Regions from separate parts of the Mus musculus genome. Here region 1 is linked to region 2. A link is a loop called in an ENCODE intact Hi-C map of the cell type or tissue named here. Cell type or tissue: gastrocnemius. All regions are shown on one strand. Links, peaks and the distances in the headings refer to the core of each region. The heading gives the core; the rest is flanking DNA. Region 1 has its middle 66 kb from the start of Gm36814. Region 2 has its middle 150 kb from the start of Gm36814.

Region 1 (9,533 bases), core at 583-8,582, 220 kb before region 2:
ACTGGTTAAAACTAAAAAAAAAAAAATACCTTGGAACCTAGCTGCAATTTTTTAGGTTTCCCAGAGAAGTTCCTTATTGGCCTCACAGAGTTTAATTCATTAGTCATTTATGGCATGCCCCCAAGAAATATCACAAACAGAATCTTTTCTGTTTGACAATTCACCAAAGTTCACTCTAATTACTCCAGTATTCACAAATGAATTAACTGAGATTCAGATATGAAAACCGCTGAGATTTAAATTTGCTATGCCATGTTACGAATGCATCACTTATTATTGTTTCTTTAATTTATTCAACCAACACTTGCCAACCACTTACAAGCTATGGGATCTACTTAAATCTGGATGTCAATGCAGATACAGAGATAAACAAGGCAGAAAAGAGGTTCAACATGCTGTGGTCCTGGTTCCAGTGGAAAAAGGGTCAATATCTGATCTTGAATAAAAAGAACCAGCCTGGAAAAAAAATGGGCAACACAATTAATCTGTTTTCCCCTATTTGAATGTTGACACCTCAAGAACAATAATCTCAGTTATTTTCTTACTTTCATATTTTAAGTGTGTATTAAAGTTTTTAGCAGGATTATGTTTGATATGGTTGTTTAACCAACATAAATAGCAAGCAGAGTGCCAAGTAATAAATAAAATAATACACAGTAGAGAGTGATCAAGGGGTTATTTCCAGTCAGGTGAGAACTTTATTTGAAGAGTCCTACATTTGAATTGAGGACACTATGCCCCTCCTTAGAAGTGGGAACAAAACACCCTTGGAAGGAGTTACAGAGACAAAGTTTGGAGCTGAGATGAAAGGATGGACCATGTAGAGACTGCCATATCCAGGGATCCACCCCATAATCAGCATCCAAACGCTGACTCCATTGCATACACTAGCAAGATTTTATCGAAAGGACCCAGATGTAGCTGTCTCTTGTGAGACTATGCCGGGACCTAGCAAACACAGAAGTGGATGCTCACAGTCAGCTAATGGATGGATCACAGGGCTCCCAATGGAGGACCTAGAGAAAGTACCCAAGGAGCTAAAGGGATCTGCAACCCTATAGGTGGAACAACATTATGAACTAACCAGTACCCCGGAGCTCTTGACTCTAGCTGCATAAGTATCAAAAGATGGCCTAGTCGGCCATCACTGGAAAGAGAGGCCCATTGGACACGCAAACTTTATATGCCCCAGTACAGGGGAACGCCAGGGCCAAAAAGGGGGAGTGGGTGGGTAGGGGAGTGGGGGTTGGTGGGTATGGGGGACTTTTGGTATAGCATTGGAAATGTAAAGGAGCTAAATACCTAATAAAAAATTAAAAAAAAAAAAAGAATTGAGGTCAGGTCTGAAAGCTAAGAAGAACAAGCACTGTAAATATCTTGAAGAACTTCTGGACACAAATGAAAAGGTAACACAAAGAACATGAGGACTGTGTTGGTTTGATGTTCTTTTATAGTTGAAAAGACACTATAGTGAGGAGTAAGCAAATTGTACACAGGATAGGAGATGAGCAAGGCAAGGTACAAGGAGGGCTATTAGAGCATCACTTTCAAATGAGATACAAACCATATGTTTTAGTCACTTTTATCTGCAAATTATTATTAATAATAATAATAATAATAATAATAATAAATAATAAACTCCTGCAATCAACTACTGAAAGATAAAAAGAATTTATCTTGCTCACAGTTTCCGGGTGTTCAGTTTATTCTGGTGGAGAGGATAAAAAGGCAAACCATCAACATGACTAAGGAGAGGAAGAAAGGTGGGACCAAAGAGGAAGTTAGCTTCAAAGCTCATCTACAGAGTCCCACATCGTCCAGCCAGGATCCACTTTCTTTCTTTCTTTTTAAATTATTTATTAGATATTTTCTTCATTTACATTTCAAATTCTATCCTGAAAGTTCCCTATAACCTCCCCCATGTCCTGCTCCCCTACCCACCCACTCCCACTTCTTGGCCCTGGCATTCCCCTGTACTGTGGCATATACAGTTTGCAAGACCAAGGGACCTCTCTTACCAATGATGGCTGACCAGTCCATCTTCTGCTACATATACAGGCTCCACTTTCTAAACTTCCCATAAGCACTGTGAATCAATTGTTTAAATACATGAAACTGTGGAAGGTATTGTTCTCTTTGAACCAAAACATCACTGGAAAGTTTAAATAGGGTGGTAGAGATGCCTGTATAGTGGAAGGAGGGAACAATGCTTGTCATGGGTAGGCTACTAACTGATAGGTTGAATCTCAAGTAATGTGTTGTGTGTATGTGTGTATAAATTGGTAAGGCCAAATCTTAATAACATTGCCTCTTTGCAGCAATGCTGACATTTCCTTAGATGTGGATAACCAATGCCAAAGTCTGTGTTAGTTTGTGGACTACTGGTTTTACAACATATCACACATGAGTCTTAGACCAAAGAAATTTATCCTTACAGCATGGGAGGCTGGAAGTTCTAGTGCAAGGTGTCTGTCAGCCAGGTTCATTCTTCACAGGTGTGAAGATGAGTCTGTTTCAGGCTTGCTAAGGTTCAGATGTGTTTCTTCTAAACTTAAGGAATTGTCAAAATGATAGAATTCAGAAGTGAAGGTCATCAGAGGTGGTTAGCCCATGATGCTTTTTCTTGGTAGGTGGGATTAAAGCCCTTGTCAATTGGTATCCAATTCAGTATGGAGGGTGCTTAAAGAACTGAAAATAAAACTATTACATGATCCACTTATACCAGTCTGAGGAAGACATCCAAAGTGATTGAAAACAGCATGCTAGGATCATATGCAATCCATGTTCATCCCAGAGCTTTATGTAATAACAAATTATGGAACAATCTACATGAACGGATAAAGAAAAGATGGCATAAACAGGCAATGGAGATTTATGAGTCACAAAGAATAATGAATTCATATCATTTTCAAGAAAATGGATTCAACTGGAGATCATCTTATTAACAAAATAAAAGAGACTCAGAAAAATATTTTTGGTTTCATAAATAGAGCTTAGATGTTTTATACACACACAGAGACAGAGAGACACAGAGACACAGAGACAGAGAGACAGAGAGATGAAAGGCTTTCTTTTGAAAGAACAGGATGGGAAAGATGGAGGAAGAGGAGAGTAGAGGGTGGAAGATGGTTAAAACACATGGTATAAATCAATGGATATACCTTTATGAACTTGTAACTATGGGCAAAGAATATATGGCAATGAGAAACATGTTTTGCACAATATCCACTTCCTCTCCTTCCTCCATCATATGATGGTTAGCACTGCTCACCTCCCAACGTTCAGCCCCCATCAAACTAGCGAACTTTCTAGCATTTTTATCTTGGACTTCCCCATCTCCAAAATTACATAAAATAAAATTCTGCTCCTGTGTGTTATGTAGTGCTGGGCGGGAAACACAGAATAGACAGTATCTGTTTTCTCCACTGGTGGCTTCCTGGGGATCCCTGGCATCCCTAGGCTGGTAGAGAATTACCTCATCTCTCCTTTCATCTCATATTGTACTCTCTTTATGTGAGCAGGTTGTTGGACAGGGGCAGAACTCACAATGTCTCATGTTAAATGGGATTTGACTGGAAAATGATGTCAGGTGCTGAGAAGGGAGAGTTTGGTCACAGCTGGGCAGATCGCATGGTGGCAGACTTAAAAATAGGGAAAGCTTTTTGCAAACATCAAACTTCAGTATTCTCTGGGGCTCCCAAGCCATTTGGCTAAGTAAATGGATAAGGAAGTGTATTATAAGCATGGAAAAGTATTCATTGTTTCCCCCTCACAGAGGGGAGGATCACCAAGGAATTCCTAGGCTCATATTCCGATCAGTAACTTCAGCTATTTCCAGATGGAGCTGACAGCTACCCTGGAGAGAGCACTGACTTAGAAATATCCCCAAGTTCCCAGGAAAAGCATCTCTCTTTCTGTCTTTGTTAAGACAGGAGGTCTCTGATGCTATTGGTTAAGTCTCGTCTGTGCCCGGGATGCTGACATGAAGATAAAGACAAAAGGAAAATCACCAGATCCAAATGATTTGTCACTTTTATCCCAGAATGTTTTGATACTGATTGGAAAGACCCAATAAAATGTCATTATCATGTTGTTTTAATTTATCCTCAGTGCTTTTAGACAGACTTTAGTGTGCTGGCCTGCTCCAGTTCTATCAGCGTTCTGTATTCCAGACCCTACAGTCTTTCTTTATTTCCTATCTCCTTCCTATACCTCCTGTATTATTTGCCTGGACTTTGAATAGGTTCATGCCTCCCTTATAAATCTCAGCTTTTACTCACCTCTCTTCCCCACTCTTGATATTCTACTCATTCTGGCATTTTAGGGAACCATGGGGACCTGTCTCACTCTCGTCACTTGTCACTCCTCACTTGCCTATTGCTTCATTTTCCAATAGCTTTCAAATAAGTAGGTAGGTTTTGATAGAGCTATTAATTTGTCATCAGGCAAATTTAGTCTATTCCCTACTTCCCCACTAGGGGGCGGGCCATTCAAGTTTTATGCTTCAGAATTTTGGTAACAGTTCACTCGCTTGATGAAGTTAAGGGCAGAGGGCCAGGCTCAGTGAAATGGGAAGGTAGTGTTAAATCTTGAGCATTAAGAAAAATAAAGAGCAAGATTTTGCTGAAAGGACCCTGATATAGCTGTCTCTTGTGAGGCTATGCCAGGTCCTAGCAAACACAGAAGTGGATGCTCACAGTCAGCTATTGGATGGATCACAGGGACCCCAATGAAGGAGCTAGAGAAAGTAACCAAGGAGCTAAAGGGATCTGCAACCCTATAGGTGGAACAACAATATGAACTAACCAGTACCCCCTGGAGCTCTTGTCTCTAGCTGCATATGTATCAGATGATGGCCTTGTTGGCCATCATTGGAAAAAGAGGAAAAAATCTTGCAAACTTTATATGCCTCAGTACAGGGGAACGCCAGGGCCAAGAAGTGGGAGTGGGTGGGTAGGGGAGTGGGGGGAGGGTATGGGGGACTTTGGGATAGCACTGGAAATGTAAATGAAGAAAATACCTAATAAAAAAAAAAGAAAAATAAAGAGACAACACAAAAGGAAAGTCTACAGAGGATAGAAAGGCATGTTGTAGAAGAAATGAACTAACCAGTACCCCCCAGAGCTCGTGTCTCTAGCTGCATATGTATCAGAAGATGGCCTGGTCGGCCATCACTCAGAAGAGAGGCCCCTTGGTATTGTAAGCTTTATATGCCCCAGTACAGGAGAATGCCAGGGCCAAGAAGTGGGAGTGGGTGGGTAGAGAAGCAGGGCGGGGGAAGGTACAGGGGACTTTTGGGATAGCATTTGAAATGTATATAAAGAAAATATCTAGTAAATAAAAAAATAAAAAAAATGAAGAAGTAATTATTTTAAAGTTTGTTAACAAATGTCTTGAGGGTACTGACTATGTATGCAGAAGGTACATCTTTAGATAAGTGAATCTCTGATAAGTGGAGATTTTTATTTGCTATTCTCTGTCTAGAGGAAATTAGAGGTAATCACACAGAAGGCTCAAATGGGAAATAATATATTAGCCCTTTGGTAGGTAGCCTGTAGCTCTGAACATTTTAAACAGGAATAGCGAGAGGGTAAGGATTAAGAGTATATGGGCTCACATTTGAAATTTCTGTTCTCTCTCTCTCTCTCTCTCTCTCTCTCTCTCTCTCTCTCTCTCTCTCTCTCCCTTTCTCCCTCTCTCTATATGTATGTCTCTTTGTGTGTCTGTGTGTCTATCTGTCTTTGTCTCTGTCTCTCTCTGTTTAATTTACCCTGAAAACATTGTATTTCTTCTCAGTTCCTCAGTTTCTCATCTATAGATGAGAGATGCCGCTAGCTCTCCAAGGAGTATGGTGAACTTTCACAGATGAATACTCATTAGTGCTTAATGTCTATTTCTGTGGTTCTGAGAACATCTGTAAGGCATAGTTGCTACTTTATAGACTCAGAAAGAGAGGCATGGAAGAGTTTAGAAATTTTCTAGGTCATATAGCTGACAGTGACACAGTCATGACTTAAAAACAAACAAACAAACAAACCAAAAGTTAAAAACAATAACAAACCAAAACCTTGTTAGCAATCACTCTGCCCCTTACTAGAAACTGGGTCTACTGGTCTGAGATGGTGTCTGTTTCTTAAGCTCTGGTTTTATGTAAGAGACACAGAAGTGATAAACTACCTGCTTAGGGTAGTTCTACTTCATGGCAGAACTTTCTGGATTTTTGAGAGGATTATGGGAAGTTTGGGACTCCAATAGGTCTATTTGAAAGTCTGTATGGGTAGTCTAGGGTGAGTATATTTCTCACTCTGTGTAGATCATAATGTGGTGGCCTTAGTTCAGAGACACTGATAGGACCTCAATTCCATCCCACAGCTCACAGTTCTGGCAGGATGGATGCCCTACCTTTAGTTTCTGGTGCAAATATTTATTCTCATGGAGGATTCTGTAGGCTGTGAAACTGGAGGGTCAGCAATGTGGAGGTGCTTCTGATATATGATTGCAATCAGCAAAGGGAGACGTGAAAATCCCACAGAGACTGCTACATGACTTTTACACCTCTGAAAATGATTTGGGACATTTTAACAGAGAGAAAAAGGAGGCCTATATCATGTAGAAGGCGAAGAAGAAGAAGAAGAAGAAGAAGAAGAAGAAGAAGAAGAAGAAGAAGAAGAAGAAGAAGAAGAAGAAGAAGAAGAAGAAGAAGAAGAAGAAGAAGAAGAAGAAGAAGAAAAGAGGAGGAAGAGGAGGAGGAGGAGGAGGAGGAGGAGGAGGAGCAGGAGCAGGAGGAGGAGGCTGTGGCAATGGCAGCAGCAGTGGCAGCTAGTAGACTACCAAGGATGATTTCTCTCAAAAGAGTCACCTCAAACCCAGTCTTTTAGACCTGGGGTAGTGAGAGAGAAGTCAATATCTTATCATGTCTGTCTGTCTGTCTGTCTGTCTGTCTGTCAGTTTGTCTAGTATGCCATCTATCCACCTATTATCTTATCTATATTTTAATTAAGTGATTCCAGCTTATGGAAGGAATATAACTGTGGTAATGCATAGTATTTATTCCCAAGACATTTAGCACACAACCCTATTTAATCTGCATCCTTGCACCAATGTTTGATTGATGTGAGAGGTAGAGGTTGTAGACAGGCACCAAGTTATAATTCAAATTGAATTTATGGCTCTAGCCTGATCCAAAATAATAGTCAAGACAAGTTTTCAAAACCTACAGTATCTTCTTCTGAGGTGATCCTCATGATTTCCTAATTGAATATGAACTGTAGACATGTTACAAACAGTCCGTGTTTTGGTTGTTTAACTGAGTGTAGTACCCAGCACATCAAAGTACATTGAAGCACAAGGGCATGTTGAAAAATCTATGTTCAAAGTCTATTTAATTATTTAAAGTCGTTTGTGTCTGACTGTCTGGTGTTTGCATACAGTATACCTGAATCCTGGGGGGTGGGAGGGTGGGGGGTGGGGGGTGGGGGAGGGGTACAGATGGTCTCCTTGCTCTACTAGTAATCCTGCAAAATCACAAGGCTCATGGTTTCTGGTTAGTCATTCAGAAGCATGTGAATTTGGAAAAAATATATGTAATCCTTCTGAGAACAAGCTTAAGGTTCCCCTTAACCTGGATGACTCAGAAGGAGGCATACTGTCCTCTGATGGCAGAGAGGATTCAAGTGTAGGCTGTGACTGCTAGAAATGAGCAGAACCCCATCAAGCTTTTTGTGTTTTTGTCAAGGTCATTATCATTGCTATTTGTTTGTTTGTTTGTTTGTTTGTTTTCACTGTAAATATAAGCAATAAGTAACCGTGTCTTCTATATTATTTCACAGAAGTAATGACAATAATAGATTCCAGATATGACAGATAATGGTGGCGGCGGACCTCATGGTCTATGGTGAGAGATGTTGATGAGAGTGAGAGTCTGAGTATTCACTCATATCGAAAAAAACTTGAGTTGTGAAAGCTTCCTCCAATGATCACCTTTCCTTGGTGTTTTACAAGGATTCACTGTTACAGAGGATCAATGAAACTAGAATTTATAGAGCAGAGTTTGAAAACCTTTGTTACAGGTATATGAAGAATGATTAGTAAGCTTGGCTCTGCAATGCTTTGAGTTTCAATGAGCTTTGCTGGCTTTCCCAGAGCGATTTTTAAAATGATAAAATTCTAGTCCTAAAATATAATGATAATCCCTCTAACATGCACTAAGGGCTTAGACTTTAGCAGTAGGCTGACATAACAGAATCAACCAAACAATTTGACACATACAAGGACCAAATATCTGTGCCTTCTCCAAAATTTATGTGCTGAATATTAATACCCAGGCTGATAGCATTAGGATATATAGCCTTGGAAGTTAAAGGGCCTTAGAGAACTCTCTTATGTTGTGAAGACACATTAAGATGATTGTGTGTAAATTGGGAAATGGGCTCTTGCTTGATAATGACTCTGTCTTTTGGCACATTCGTCTAGTGCTTTCAAGCCTCTGGAACCAAGAGAGACAAAGTTTTGTTGATTATAAGCTCCTAAATACATAGAATTTTGTTATAACATCTGAAGAGTCCAAGGAATAAGATAGTGTCTTTCCTCACTTTGAGTTTCATAATACTAGATGTCCTTTGTTTGTAGCTCTGAAGCTTAGCACTTTTTTTCTTCCATTGAATTCTGAAAGTTTAAGTGCGGCAGAAAAGGCAAGTTGTTCTCTGCAAATAAGTTTTGAACCAGATAGAACTTGAGCAAGAGAACATGGTTGCAATTTAGAACAGCATCAAGAGATAAATCCTGATTTGCTGCCCTTGAAAGTATTTTTTTCTAAAACTGGACTTTCAATTTAATAGTGGAGTTTTAGCTTTTATTAAAGATAAATACATTTGGGATACAGAATGGCATAGTACAAAGTACATTGGATTGGATGTAGTCTTATGGATAAAAAGCTATGTGAGAATCAAAATAAAGTTAAAACCGCTAGGACAGAATGTCCATTTGTGCAATATGTAGAGTACTAGGCTTGCTGGTATCCTAGCTAACACTTGATACTCAATGCTGTGATTTATAGTGATACTTTCTGGGGTCTAGAAAAAAAAGTGATTGTGACTCTCTTTTCATTGACAGCACCTCATCAGTGCCAACAACTTAGTGACTATAGTATCAGAGCAGGAGCATTCCCAAGGGGATGACACTGGACATTGATATGCAGTTTGGTACCAATATAATATTGCAAAGACAGCCATGTATAAGATGATTAACAAGCAAGTCTCTGCAGAGAACAGCTAAATAGATACAGTTCATCAATATATTAAATAGAATATTATTGGGAAATATTATTATTAGTACATAAAAACTGGAGTCTTAAAGTCATGAGAAACAAGATAATCAAGTGAAAAAAACTAGGAGGTAAGAAGGAAGGGGATAACAGGGAGGAGGAGATAGGGGAAGGGTAATAAAACTGTTGCAGAAGGGCTAGTGACTGTGAGAGCTGATTTGACTTCCAGATCTGTCTTGCTCTGTGGGACTTTGGACAGTGTCATCCATAA
Region 2 (9,533 bases), core at 487-8,486:
ATTCAATGGGAAATTTTTTAGACTTTATTTTATTTTATTTTATTTTAGTATGAGATACAGTCTAGGTGACAATGTCATGCCATTTCAGCGTGGCATGATTAAATTCTTATATCCATAGCAGTTTAGAAACATGAATGGTACAGCTTATGGTGATTTGCATTGAGAGTGTCCCACATAGGCTCAGATATTTGAACACTTGTTTCTCAGTTGGTGGTGCTGCTTTGTAAGATGGCAAATCCTTAGTAGAAGACTAAAATTACTGAGATAGGTTTTGAGAATCAGTAAATTCACCCCGCTGCCAGCTTGTAATCTACTTGGTTCTTGGGGTTAAACATATAATCTCTTAACTTCCTACTATAGCTCCCTCACATTCCTTCCTGACCAATAGGGATTTTTTTTCTTGGCAGACATAAGCAAAAATAAAGGTTTCATTATCTAAGTTATTTTTGGTCATAGTATATTGCCCGAGCTTTTGTCCCCGCCGGCAAGAACACACTCAGGACAACTGGAATCTTTTGCAGCAAAGCTTTTATTGCTTACTTATCTGGAGGGAAGACCCTGAACCGGGAAAATGGTGCTGCTTATATAGCCCGCAGCATGACGTTTCAGCACCTGATGTGGCATGACAGCTCCTGATTCGTTGCTTGCCCATCACCCCATTACTACACCACGAGATGGGCAGTGACTAGGCATGAGTTCACTCTTGCACTTGCGCATAAGGCTTGTTTACTAGTTAGGCGCAGTGGAAGCCAGCGCCATCTTATAATGGCGATTGCTCACAGCACGCACTCGATTGCTCGTGGCACGGCTCTCCACAACAATTTGCTAAACACATGAAACTCAAGAAGAATGAAGACTGAAGTGTGGACACTATGCCCCTCCTTAGAATTGGGAACAAAACACCCATGGAAGGAGTTACAGAGACAAAGTTTGGAGCTGAGATGAAAGGATGGACCATGTAGAGACTGCCATATCCAGGGATCCACCCCATAATCAGCATCCAAACGCTGACACCATTGCATACACTAGCAAGATTTTATTGAAAGGACCCAGATGTAGCTGTCTCTTGTGAGACTAAGCCGGGGCCTAGCAAACACAGAAGTGGATGCTCACAGTCAGCTAATGGATGGATCACAGGGTTCCCAATGGAGGAGCTAGAGAAAGTAGCCAAGGAGCTAAAGGGATCTGCAACCCTATAGGTGGAACAACATTATGAACTAACCAGTATCCCGGAGCTCTTGACTCTAGCTGCATATATCAAAAGATGGCCTAGTCGGCCATCACTGGAAAGAGAGGCCCATTGGACTTGCAAACTTTATATGCCCCAGTACAGGGGAATGCCAGGGCCAAAAAGCGGGAGTGGGTGGGCAGGGGAGTGGGGGTGGGTGGCTATGGGGGACTTTTGGTATAGCATTGGAAATGTAAATGAGCTAAATACCTAATAAAAAATGGAAAAAAAAATAGTAATCTATAGAGTAACAGAAAGTAACTAATACCAAGCTCAATGAAAGTTAACATTATAGCTTCAGTGGGAAATTGTTCTTCTAGTCCTCTCTTTTTTTCTCTTTTCTACTTTCCTTTCCTTCTGTTAACCCTTTTAGTACTTTCTAAGTAGTCAGGAGAGACTAAGCATTGTAGAAAGCACTTGATAAAATAACCATATCCTTGTGTTCCACTCAAAGTTTATAAACCAGTGAAGGAGTGAATCAAGTAAATAAAAAGACATATGAAGAGCGTCTAAGTAGTGAAAGCAAAGCTTGCACAAATAACCAGGGAACACCAGAGAGGAGGAATTAATGAACTGAGTCTAGAAGGAAGGTCTGAGCTAGAAATAATAAGCAAGTTACAGCCCTGTCTGCTAATATGAAGTCTTTATCACTGTGCTCCTGAGTCTGAACCACTGTCATTCAGGATTCTAACATGTCATTGCACGCCTGTATAGCATTCATATCTATACCATGTTGAAAATTTACCAAAGGCCTTCTTTAAGTTTTCTTGTCTTCAAATTACACATCCATACTGTATATTCATTCAACTCTTAGTATCATTCTTTTATGGACTATTCAAACACAAGTGCATGCGTATACTCATTCTGGTTTTCTGTAGCCATCTTTAAATTAGTCACAGGGCACAGTCTTAGAATGTGAGTTGATGAGAAGCCAATTTCCATCTGCCATTCTGGGGAGAGCACATAGGCCATCTGACATCTCTACATAAACACCGGTGAATCCCATAGCCTGGGACTCATTTCCTAGTGCTGAAGAATAGGTTTGTAGACTCTTAGTACTCACACTGTTGAGAGTAGAGAGTACTTATCCAGAAGCAGCGTTCTATTTTACTTTCTGTTACAAAATCCTGTCCTGTTCTTGCTTACTTTCATGAACTGAAGTCATGAATGTGAGGCCATTGTTAAGACTATCAATATTTTGATGTCTACATGAGCTCACCAATTATTTTTGTTCAAAACGGAACACAATATCTCCCACTATAATGAGATAGCTAAATATTTCAATTTTTTTTTTTTTTTTTTTAGTATTAAAAGAATGCCAGGAGTCAATATTTGGCAATGTTCCGCAGGCTAGTATTCTATTTGTTCTACCAATGAATTCAAATTAATTTAACTAATATTTGAAGGTGTATTGTATGAACAAAGCTCTATGTAGGCTCTATGGGTAAAGAAGAGTTAAAAATAAAGGAGCTATGGACCAAAAGTTCTTAACTCAGGGGCTAAAGGGATATTACTATAGCAAACCATGTTTCTGATACTCAGGATTCTCTCTGTAGTAATAAAATGGGTAGAAAATGATTTTCATTGAGTAGTATATGAGTAATTAGTGAGGTGACAGCATTTGAAGTGAGTATACTACCTTGAAATCATTACTTAAATAGAATTCCAGAAAGTTATGGATATGTTTGCCTCCAAAAGGACAATTTCTTCTTTGGCTAACATTTTGTGTGCTCTTATATAGATAGATTTCACATCAGTAGTGTTTTAGCTTTTTCTTTTTTTATAATTAGGACTTTAATATAAAGTAAGAGTATGAACTTCATAGGTTGTTGAAAAAACTATTACATAAGAGAAAAAGATTTGCCAAATCAAGTAGACTTTATAATCTTTCTCAAATTTTTGATAGTATGATTTGCTTAAACTCTATCTTTGAGAAAGTCATTCCCTATATAAAACAAAATAAAAAGAAGATATTAAATGGCCAAGAGACTATAAAACCCAGAGGACCAGAAAGTCTATTGTAGGATTACAGCTCCTAGAGAAGTCAGGGAAATACAACCATGCTGTTTCAGCAACATACTTGCCTAAGGAACACACAAGTAATAACAATTGCAAACAGACAAACTATCATAAAAAGGGAAAACCCCATGGGGCTGACCCCAATACAGGGAAATATAAGTAATTCTGAGACTTCTAAGAAAGGAAGGATTAGTTTTTTTCATTGATTAACCCCCTAATTAGTTATCTAATACTAAATGATCATCTTTGCAATCATATAATACAAGAAACACTAAGCAAGCTTAGCATTTGTTATTCATATATAAAAATGTGTGTGTGTGTGTGTGTGTGTGTGTGTGTGTGTGTATGTATGTAAAATAATAAAAAGACTTCATGAATTTGGGATATAGTGGAGACAGGGAGCCTTGAAGGGAGGAAATGGAAGGGAAATTATGTAACTGTATTTTAACCAAAAATTTTTTAATTTTAAAAGAAACAAAAATAATGATAAAAATAGAGTTTACATGTGGAAAAGTGATGTAGTAGGTATAGGAATTATAATTATGGTGGGAACAGTGACTCTACATGGTGACATGCCACAAAGGAGAACACAGGCTAAGGCTCATGCTCTTGTTCCTGGCTTCTATAATAGTGTTATGTAAAGGCAATGGGCAGCGTTACTAGGAGTTCCTTTTTCTGCGCTTAACTGTGTTGGTTGGAAAGCCATTGTGTGAAAGGAAAAATTATATCCCGGTCCCACAGAATTTATTTTCCACAGCATCTTCCAAACTTTATAAACTGCTCCTCAGCGACACTGCAATGAAATGCCACGTTCCTAATTGCCAATTGGAGCACTCAGGCTGGTCGCTGTCCACTTCACATTCTGCTGGCAAACCCAGGGCTCTTTTAATTCTCTCCAAGAAGGCCTTGAAAACAAAAGCCTTTGGTAACTTTGCCGAAGATTTGTGACTCTCTGAACTGCACACGTATTACTGAAGCTTATTTCCCTTCCAAATCTAGCCAGTCCTTTGCTCTGGCGTCTCAATTATCTCTTGTTGCTGTGGAACGGAGCTGCCAAGTAACATTTCATTGCTCCTTGCCATCGCTCAGACATACAAAGAGTCGACCCAGCAAGAAGGAATATCAAGTTCATTAGTGGGGCTCTGAGGTCACCAGCTGTGACTCCTCCTGGAGGACGAAGCTATGAATGATAAGCCAGATGAGAGCCTTGACAAGTTCTAACTCCAGGAAAACAGATGATCCTGTGGGTTTCCCCAGACATGGAGGTTCGTCTTCCATTGTCTGGAAACTATTGCAACTTACTCTGCTTGAGCAGTTGAAAATAAAGGTGAAAAAGTGTGCTGGTTGTGCAAGAGCTATGTCCTGGCTTTTCTGGGTTGTCTCAAAAAAAAAAAAAATTTACTGTGGAAATATTGTATGGCCATTTCCTTGCTTGATGTTGGAACATTGACAATCTGCCACCTGAAGTAATACTCACCAGTGCACAGCTCTCCTGAGACTTAGTGTCTTTAAGTAAACTTGCAGAGCTAAAGCTCTGACTGTTAGGTTCTGCACTCACTGCCAGACTATGGAAGTCCTTTGTCCTCCCCAGAGTGGATAAATTGTTCCGGTTAAAAGAGATAATTTGGTGCCCTCCAGTGGCTAGACCTGACATCCTCGCTTGTGACCTTTCAACCTCTTATCCTTATGGGAAAGATAAAATTTGCTGCTTTCTTCAAGAGCTGTCTTTAATTGGAGGGAAAAAAATCTGTATTTCCTCAATATAATGGAGATCTGACAGGATCAGGAAGCAAGCAATAAAGACAAACTTGTCAATTTGAAATGATAGTAGTAGCAGTCGTAGTAGTAGCAGCAGCAGCAGCAGCAGCAGTAGCATGTAGTACTAGAATACCACAGACCAACATTTATATGACAGCACCATTCTTTAGAGCTTGATGGCCTTGCATAGCCCATTATGTACCTTGAAGCCACATAAATTTGGAACCACAGTAGCAATAAAGAATCTTGTGAAGCCATACCCCCCCACACACACACACACACATACACAATGATTCTGAGATCCTAAAGAAGGGAGACACATTTCTAAATGGCTTTTACTTCATTTAGAAAAATGAAGGAAATTTACTTCAACACTTTGTAAAAAATGGCTCTTGCTACTCAGACAAAGTAATTTGCTTTACGAATCCAGCAAGGAAGTTACAACAAATTCTTGCCCCAATCATCCATGTCACACATTTAAGCATCTTCTCTCCTGTATATTGCAAGGCCACACAGTCTTGTGAGAGGCCACTACAGAAGGGAGTTCCAAATCCCTTCTTTGGCAAGTATGCAGAACATGTAATTACAAACACACCACTCAGTTCTTGATACACAGTGCTTAATAAATTATAAAAGTAAATAAACCAATGGATGGGAAAGAAATAGATGTCTAGAAACACTTGTCTAGAAAGAAAGAGACTTCTTTATTCTCTAGCCAGAGAAGCCGCACCCTTTAGCTTACATTAAAGATGAACCACTTACCTCCTTGTTTTGTTTTGTAATAAGTAACTAGGAAAATAATTAGGCAAAAAATGACAATGGTTGTAGACTTTTATACAGAAAACAGTAGTCATTGCCTAACTATGCCTGTTTACCTATACTGAAACACGGCTACTTGATTGAGGTCTGGTTTCAGTATAAACTGTTCTGAAAAATTTTTCAAAACGATCTGAAGTAAAAGTGATGGTTTTGAAGAGTTAATGCAAAACAATGGTATAAATTATCTAACCCATAGGTTCTCCCATTCTTCATTTTCTGGCCAGAGACAGTGGTGGCTTAATGTGTATGTTGTAAAGCAATAAGTGTCTGGATTCTGAGTATTATTTTAAAGTTGACACACACAGGATTTGCTCACTGCTGAATGTGGGGTGTGAGAAGTGGGAGTTGAGGATGACTCCAAGGATGGACTTATCATTAGTGAAGATGAAAGCAGAGTGTGGGAAGAAATACAAGGAAAATAAAGCTCTGAGACTTTAAATGAGTCATCTAAGGACCCACTATTGAGTCAGAGAAACAGTTACTTGAATTGGTAGGAAACTAAAAGACCTCTTCATTTATGTGTGTGTGTGTGTGTGTGTGTGTGTGTGTGTGTGTTATGTTTGGAAAACTAGAGTTTTAATGAAGACAAGTGATTTGTTCAAGGTCAAAGAGAAAATGAAGAACTGAGCCTCTGAGATAGTCTTCTTGACAGGCAGATGAGTAGGTTCATTTTTTGCCATGGCACTATAGCTATGAAAGTCCAAATATAACCAGGTTTAAGCAAGTCTGCAAATGCACTAAGGGATAAAGAATGCCTGGAGACATTTGGGGGAGAAAGCCCTTAAATCCCACAGGTTAAAAACTTATTCTAGACTCATAAAGGATGATTCTAGCTAGATTGTTGGATAACCCCATTTGAACTATGAATAAATGAAATACTCCCCTTTTAAGATGTATTTAAGGTCAAGGTGAGCAATGGTAACTATCATTTAATAGGAAAAGTCCCCATCATGGACCTTAAATTCCATCTTTAAGCTCGAGAAATCTCACAGCTTAACTCAAAGCAAGGGAGACAGATAAAGTATCACAGATTACAAAAAACATCCTTTAAAAATGTTCCTTCCAAATGAGAGTTCAGTGTAAAAATGATTATGGTGATTTATATGTTTGAAGATACAGTCATAAGACCTGGATACATAATTGCCTACTCTTTTATAATCTCAACTCTGTATTTACATAATATATAATATAATTACATAAAGTATTTGTTATAAGTCAGCTATTGCTACAAATTGCTACAATAATGTTGTAGAACAAATTGCACCAGTCACCTACAGATATAGTAGGTTATCAAAATTTTTTTACTTTGATTTGGCCCTAGTTCCTGGAGAAGACTTGCAAATCCTTATAATTTTCTGGACAGTATGGGTATCTTCCTTATTTATGGTGGACCACAGAAAAACCGGCTTATATCACATCCACAGAGCAAACCATCTCAAAAACTGACCAGGTAGTTCTCATCTGTCTTTACACGTGTATCTTTCCAAGACTTCTGTTTCCCAACAGTATTCAATGTCTCATTTATGCCTCTGAGCAACTCTTCCTATATTTGGGATGCATAGTTCAACAAGAGAGTCCAAACCCCTGCAGTGATGGGTGCCTATTTGTTTAGATCAACATTTCTCAACCTTTCTAATTCTATGACCCTTAATACAGTTCCTCATGTTGTTGTGACCACCAACCATAAAATTTTACGTATGTTGCTATTATATAACTGTAATTTTTCTACTGTTATGAATAGTAATGCAAATTTTTGTTTTGCTGGGTCTTCAGCAGCCCCTGTGAAAGAGTTAGTTGCCTCCAGAGGGGTCACAACCCACAAGTAGAGAACCACCACTTTAGATGCACGTTGGCAATCTTATTACGTTGCTGACTGTATATTTCCATTGATGACAATATTGCATGATACTATTCTACTAATGACAGTACAGTTCTCTTTATGTAACCTTGGACAATTGCATAACGTTTAGGATCAGGAACTTTCTTGTTTGGAAAATGAGCTTGTACTATCTCCCACATGGGAATGAAGTGAAAACCTCAATGAAAGAATAAGTCAAATACCTGAGGATAGAGTCTGGCTCAGAAAAAGAGTTTCCTATGTGTTAGTCATACTTCTGAGCAATTCATATGCATCATAATACAATGGCTTTTACAAATGCCAAGAAGCAGAAACTTTTGTTTTCTGATCTTTCTACGTGATACAGCTGAGGTCCAGAGACAGTACTCAATACAGTCCACATAAAACAGAGATGGGAACTGAGCTCAGGTAAGCAGGCACCTGAATCCATACTTTTACACTCTATATACTATTCCATCATCTACAGACCTCAAGTATGTCTTGTTTCCACTCTGACTTTTATTAAAACATGTTGTTTGAGCCGGGCAGTGGTGGTGCACACCTTTAATCCCAGCACTTGGGAGGCAGAGGCAGGCAGTTTTCTGAGTTCCAGGACAGCCTGGTCTACAGAGTGAGTTCCAGGACAGCCAGGGCTACACAGAGAAACCCTGTCTCAAAAACCAAAAAAAAAAAAAAAAAAATTAAAAAAGTCCTTTGGATCTTACTCCAGTGCCATGAGTCTTCTTGGAAGAGGTTCATTTACAAGTAATTTAATAAGTAGAGATTAAGTAAATGTACTTTCTTCTTTATTCTCTCTGGTTTTAGATATTTTGGCAAGATCAAAAAATATTACAGGACAGAATTCTGAACGTGATCTAAGAGATTATTGAGGTTTTTTTGTTGTTGTTGTTTTGTTTTGTTTTGTTTTGTTTTGTTTTGGATAGTAAGAAAATTCATCTAAGATCTTCTGTTGACTTTCCAAAGAAGCCAACATGCATTTCTTGTGCCAAGTCTGCTACATGTATAATGGCATGTCATGACTGTACTATTATGACCTTATCTGTCCATTCCACTTAGGCTCAAAGTGTCAAAGCACATTCTTATCAAACAGTTAAAGAGAGGCTACCTCTTAGCTGAGGATTATAAAATCCCTAACACAGCTTCAAACTTCCAGCCGCATTTCTTCATTAGTTCCAAATGTAATTACAAAAAGTTGTGTACTTCCATTAAAGTGATAATAATAGTCTAGACTAAAGACGAGCATAAATTACTTCAACCTAAACAGAGCATCATAACTGCTATAGACAAATAACTGAAAAGATGCCATGGCAATTTGGAAATAAAAGTGACCAATTCAACCTGTGTCACCAAGGAATGTCTCATGGAAAAAGCAAAATTTAAACTGGTCTTGAATGGATGAGCTCTGGGCATGAAGAAATAGAGAAGACAGAATACATATAGATGTAGGGCAGAGCATTCTCTAAAATTAGGGAAGGATTGCTCCGTCAAGAGGGAAAATGCAGAAACTGGAAAGTGTGAGTATCTCTTCCTTTCAGATGAATTTTAATGCCCAATCTCTGAAAATAATCAAATGGGTCATCAGCTCTGTGGAAGAGATCTGTGAGTCCAGGAAGAATAGCTAGGCATTGATAAGAAAGACACATGAAATATCAAAAGACAAGGATGTCAGGATACTTGGAGGCATTGGCAGGTTGTATTCTCCGCTTGGCCTTGGAACTCATTTCATCCAACTACAGCTTGCTTTGCCCAGCTTCTGTTAACCTCCAGCACTGTGTCTTTGCTGTAACTGTTCCGTCAATTTTTTTTTAACATGATTCAGATATTCATTGACTTAAATGCACTTGGCTTTAC

The links. A loop is a pair of places that touch in the nucleus more often than their neighbours do. Peaks named below come from ENCODE experiments on the same cell type or tissue, not always from the same donor. Only the 100,000 strongest peaks of a DNase experiment are listed, where the experiment ranks them.
Region 1: it touches region 2 in a loop (3-fold over the local background); 7 of 42 quality-filtered maps call a loop at or near these places.

The regions. Positions count from the first base shown.
Region 1 is chr5:50,472,684-50,482,216 of GRCm38, forward strand. No RefSeq gene overlaps it. Among named protein-coding and RNA genes, the nearest start is that of Gm36814, 66 kb to the right of the region's middle. In gastrocnemius, for the core only: a CTCF peak has its summit at 4,473 (motif pointing right); a DNase peak (open chromatin) is centred at 4,494.
Region 2 is chr5:50,693,435-50,702,967 of GRCm38, forward strand. No RefSeq gene overlaps it. Among named protein-coding and RNA genes, the nearest start is that of Gm36814, 150 kb to the left of the region's middle. In gastrocnemius, for the core only: no CTCF peak of the experiment used is centred there; a DNase peak (open chromatin) is centred at 4,870.